2 separate regions of the Homo sapiens genome follow, and region 2 is linked to region 1. The links are chromatin loops, found by intact Hi-C in ENCODE. Cell type or tissue: mammary epithelial cell. All regions are shown on one strand. Each heading gives the region's core, and the rest is flanking DNA. Links, peaks and the distances in the headings are about the cores only. Region 1 holds the start of LOC105370834 (a long non-coding RNA gene). Region 2 overlaps GCOM1 (GCOM1, MYZAP-POLR2M combined locus).

What was found. Hi-C counts contacts between places; a loop is a spot of excess contacts. Peaks named below come from ENCODE experiments on the same cell type or tissue, not always from the same donor. Only the 100,000 strongest peaks of a DNase experiment are listed, where the experiment ranks them.
Region 2: it touches region 1 in a loop (3.0-fold over the local background); 3 of 110 quality-filtered maps call a loop at or near these places.

Annotation. Positions count from the first base shown.
Region 1 is chr15:57,731,381-57,734,182 of GRCh38, reverse strand. LOC105370834 (a long non-coding RNA gene) reads right to left here and starts at 1,772. Exons shown (of 6, transcript XR_001751554.3): 1 at 1,405-1,772. In mammary epithelial cell, for the core only: a CTCF peak has its summit at 1,467 (motif pointing left); no DNase peak of the experiment used is centred there.
Region 2 is chr15:57,639,602-57,642,403 of GRCh38, reverse strand. All of the region lies in intron 10 of GCOM1 (GCOM1, MYZAP-POLR2M combined locus), which reads right to left. The region is part of intron 10 of MYZAP (myocardial zonula adherens protein); the gene reads right to left. Among named protein-coding and RNA genes, the nearest start is that of MYZAP, 49 kb to the right of the region's middle. In mammary epithelial cell, for the core only: a CTCF peak has its summit at 1,277; no DNase peak of the experiment used is centred there.

The sequences.
Region 1 (2,802 bases), core at 278-2,777:
TGTGAAAAACCACTAATGATACAACACAGTATCTTCTGGAAACTGTGAACAGATTAATTAGAAGATGTAACCTACAGGAAAATCTCCTGTTTACTTGATTAAATCATAAAATTCACAGACTCATGTAATACAGCCAGAGAGGTGGCTTCCTAGCGCAAAGTAGTCATTCAATAAATGTTTATCGGCTTTTCAATGAATATCTAGTCCAGCATTTCTACATTAATAGCTATCACATAAAACTGAATCTCCAGGCAAATACATTTGGGAAACACTGAATTAAATAAAGTTAAGCAGGCTTTTTACTCTAGGACCTCTCAAACCTTTAATAAGCTCAGGTGATTTGGAATTACCATGGGAGAGTGGGTGAAAAGGGGCAGATATTACGCTATATTTCCGAAACCCATCTGATCCCCAAATTCCATTTTTCTCAAGATTTCTGTTTTAAGAGACACATTTTGGAACACGTTGACCAGGTTCAACTCCTTCATTTTAGAAACTGGACAATGCAAATCCCAAGAAGTCAACTGACTTGGCCAAGCACTCAATTTGCTAACAGCAAAGCAAGAATTCTGCCCCACCCCCTCAAGCTGTAACCTCCCCTCCCACCCCCTTCCCCACCACCCAATATATCTTGATTCCTAGCCCAATAGCCCAGGACTTTTCTCCTCAGAGCACTTTTGTTGCTCTCCTGCTAATAGATTTATTTTTACTACAAGTTTAGCCTAAAGGAAATACACTTTTAAAGCCAACAGTGGAGGTAATGCAGCATTACCTGGTGATGTGCCATGAGAATTCTAGCACTGTGTGGTCTCTTTTGAGTATGGATGATCAGTTACCTTTGTGAAGGTGAGCAGGGGCAAGTAGAATTCATGCTTCCATAGCACCCTTCAGTACATTTCCCTATTTTTAACTATTACGGTTTCCCCCTACACTGTTCATTTTAAGAGGTCAAGGAATTAGCTCTACAGTCTATCACATGGTATGTTCATGTTCGTGAACATCCATGGAATGAATGAATGACCAAATGAACCAACCAACAAGCTGTGTCTTGCTTTTAAAGGACTTCTCAGCTCTTTGAAGGAAAGAATGACTAAACCTCAACACCAGAAGATGGAAGAGAAAATGATTTCTGTTTCCAAAGAAGATCCAGGCTGAGATAAAGGGGCTGGGCAGAGGAGACCAGGCCGGATGACCCCAAGCCAACTCACAGGAGGGTATTTACTTTGGCGGTTTCCCAAAAAGAGTAACCAAAATAGAAACAATGTGGTCAGTTAGATAAACGTTTGCAAATTGCTTTGTTTCTTATATTGTCCATACTTTTTAAATCTAGAATTTAGTTGGGAGGGGAGACATAATTGGGATATGTATCTAAAGTCGACAGTAAGTAATTCTTTGGTAAATTACCTTGTTGGGAACGATTACTCTTGGAAGAAACGCTGAGTGCACAATTCAGATCACGCCCTCTAGTGGTGAAAGCTCACATTGGAGCGTGGCCTATGGAAACTCCTGGATGGCCAGTGTCTCTTCTTAGTCTCAGATTGTGCCAATATTAATTTTATTTCAGATTTTTTACTGGAGGAGGAAATTCCTTTTAACATTAATAACTTGCACAACGCCTTCATATATAAATTCTTCTGGCAAGAAATGCGTGGGTCAAATCTGAAGACCTCTTCTGTTTGGGCTCTGGATGTGTCAAGCCAAAAATTCTTGAAAAATAAAGGTGGTTAAAAGCAGTTAGGCCAGATGCAGTGGCTCAGGACCATCATCCCAGCACTTTGGGAGGCTGTGGTGGAAAGATCACTTGAGCCCAGGAGTTCAGCACCAGCCTGCGCAACAGAGCAAAACCCTGTCTCTATCAAAAAAAAAAAAAAAATTAATTACCCTGGTGTGGTAGCTTGTTCCTGCAGTCCCAGCTACTCAGGAGGCTGAGGCAGAAAGATTGCTTGAGCCCAGGAGTTTCAGGATGCAGTGAGCTATGATCACACCATTGCACTCCAGTCTGGGCTGCAAAGCAGAAGACCCTGTATCAAAAAAAAAAAAAAAAAAAAGCATTTAAGAAATGTGTGCATCCTCCTACTAATCTCAATTAAGTGATCATTTTCTAAGGGTAAGTGCATTTTTTTCCTTTCTTTTTAAGAATCAAGATAACATGAAGGGAACAGAGACACACACAAACTCACGAACTCAACCCAGGTATGTGTTTCTGGGATCCAGAGAGGGGGCGGTTCCAAGAGAAGGAATGTGGCAGGACCTCCTGATGAAAAAACCCATCTGGGACTTGAGAAATCTGGATTCAATCCTTGGCTCCATTGCGAGCTCACCGCATAATTAAGGGGGCAGATCAGCTAATCTCTCTGTCCTTCACTTTGTCCTCTTTAAAATGATAGTATCTGGCCTCTCCCCTCTTCTTAGGAATGCCATGTCAGCAGATGCTGGGACTGGAACGTGGGGCCGCAGAGGCCAATTAGCTGTATGCAGCAGGGAGCTGTGCCCAGCCTCTCCTGCCCCAGCCTGTCCCACAAATTAATGACTTTGGTCACACAGGGTCTGCCTGAGAGAGTGTGAATGAATTTCAGACAACTCACAGCTCTTCCTTTCAGATGATGAGGCAAAATAGCATTTCTTTTGTGCAGCACAAATTTTGTTTCATTGCATGAAATTACTATGGCCATCATGAAAAGAAGACATATTTAGGTACATGCAGGAGGGACCTATTACAGAAGAAGCATTGGCCCAAGAGTCAGGAGATCTGGGTTCTGTCCTGGTTGTGACAGCTGGGTGACCTTGGACACATCCACTAAT
Region 2 (2,802 bases), core at 275-2,774, 92 kb after region 1:
GACCAATTCAGTACTCCGGATTTTTCAAAATTTGCTCCAAGTGATCTGAAGTGATTTAGTTACGACTTTGCTGATTTTGCTCATTATGCAACATAATGATAAGGCTGAGCTCACAAAAACAGGCACAGCATAGTAAACAATAGAGAATTCTTTATATGATGAACACTTAACTGAAGTTACCAGACTTCCTCCACACAGTCTTTAAGGTTACAGAACACAGAATTTGTGGAGGAACACTAGAGAACTTCTAAATCAACTTCTTACTTTGTAAAGAACGTAACCATGATGAAGAGCTAAATGCCTTACCAGTGCAGCCAGTATTAGAAATGTTTTCTTTGTTGTGAATGAAGAGCTGCAATTTGCCTCTTTGAAAGTGTCACCCAGTGGTTCTGGCCTGGCCTTGCTTCACAATACAAAACAAAGACATATTCCCTCATGTTTTCTAAGATGTGAATTCAGCTCCCATCTCTCCTTGGGCATGTCTTCCCCAGTTCCCTGAATTACTCAGGTTCTCAACTCCTTTCCAACCTGGTCTTGCTCTTCTGAAGGTGCTCACCTGTCCATGCCCCTTGACCATGTTTCTAACTTTTAAAAAAAATATTCACATAAATGGCTATAGCAAATGAGATTCTAGGCTATCCTTTTTTTCTTATGTAAGTTAATGTAGTATGCTGGGCAAACACAAACTTTCTAAATCAGGCAGTAAAAATTATTAGGAATAAAAAGTGTCTCTCTCTCTTTTTGTTGCTGGTGGTGGTGGTGGTCTACATTCACTGTGGAAACCCAGCCAGCCCCTAGGGGGTGCTAACTCTGATGGCATCCTAAATTTTAGCTGGTGATTTCTTTCCAACGACTGGGCCTTCCAGACCACAGACCACATCAAAGCTTAGAGAAGCTTATCTGGAAGATATGAAATCACAGGTAGAAAAAAGCAAAGCATGGACAGTGATCTTTATATGCATCCCTACACACACACATATACATATGTATACACATGTATAAATACACATATACATATGCACATATGTATATGTGTGTACGTATGTGTACTCCTTCACTCTCTTCAAATTGGTAGGTTTGTTATATTCTGGAAGTAAGTTAGGAAACAGAGAATTCTAAACTTCTTTGAAAATGTCTTTTAAAAAAACAATGTCTCTGATTCTGGTACAGCCTTAACCTCTTACAGGTAAGGGTTTAAGTGAATCAGAAGCCAACCAGTATGAGGTTTTGTTCAATAGTTCTCTAACGATTAGATACAAGAATGACACAGACACCCCCCTGTGGTGAGGTGGGAGAAATGTAGTGCTCACAGTTAGAGACTCGCATAGGGGAAAATAAGGGATGCCCTTGCCCCAGACTTCGTGCGTGTGAAATTCAAAAGCAGAAAAACTATGCCCCGACGGCCAAGGCTCACTGAGATGCTAACTGTGGCAAAGTGATGCTTTTCCTTGGAAAATACACTCCTGACATCTACCTAGTGTTGACGATAGGGCAGGATCTCCCTCCGCATTACTGTTATGGGCAGTGCTCCTGCCTGGATGCACAAAACGATTGCAAAGATGCGTGCGTGGCCTCCTCTGCTATTCCACTGCTCCCCAGAAACTTGTGTGTGAACCAATATAAGATGTACATGATTCAACACAGTATAACTGCACTTCTCATTTGCGGACAAACTTTTATCTAATGTGTATGTTTATCCTACACACAATAAAAAAAGATGTCCCTTCCCATACTCACAATTCTCTGACCTTAACTCCCCAACATTAATATCCCCAATATCTTAGAGATTAATAAAATAGATATATTTTAATCTTCCATTTGTCTGTCATGTACATGAATTATTTCTTAGAAGTAGATATGCTTTTAATTTTAATAATTCATTAATAAAACATAACTTTTTAAAGTAGTACTTAATATAAGGAAAATGTGTTTTCATTTTTCCACTGCCAACCAAATGTTTGATTAAATTGAAACCTTTTTTTTTCTTTGCAGGTTAGAGAATTAGACTCAAGGGAATTCTTATAACCCTGTTAGTACTAACTGCTCTTTTTCTATCAGATTTTTCAATCGGATTTTTTAATTGAGCAAGAAGAAAACTACAATAATATGTGATTAGCTTTACAGAGCACGGACTTTCTTCTTTGGAACATCACCACAAGAGAGGCGGATTATATTGACACAAGTTAAAACAAATTTTGTTCCTCTTAGAGAAATAGAAATGTTCAACTTACCCGTTTTCTCATTTAGAAAAAAGAGAATAGTAAACTATGCCCAAACAGTAAATGTATAGCTTGGTTTCCTGTTACAGAGACAGTTAGGAGAGAAAGGATGGTGGCAAAGGAAAAGGAAGAAGAAGCAGGAGTGGGAGAAGAGAACGAGGAAGGAGGGAGAAAAAAGAGAGAAACAGACAAGGAAAGGGAATGAAAGACACACCCAGAAAACGATAAAGGACAAGAATGGTAGCTGAGAGAGAGAGAGAGAGACAGACAGACGGCTGTGGAGGCAGTGCAGGGACCTGGGCTAAATTCACCCTGCCCATCACCCCCTTGGGTCCCCTGAGCTGTGGGTACCCACTCAGGCTATCACTGTCCTTTCACAGTGGGTGAGCTTATGAACTGCACTTTCCAGCTTTCTTAACTGTAACCCTTTGACCTGAGGAAACCCCTCTTTTAGGGGCATCATCGTCATCAGTCCATGGGGGACATGTGGGGAAATCCCACTCTGGGCCTAGATGGCAGTGGCCTGAGCACCTCGGCTTGTGAGCCACAGGAAATGGAGGGGCAAGGCAGACTTGTTCTGGGG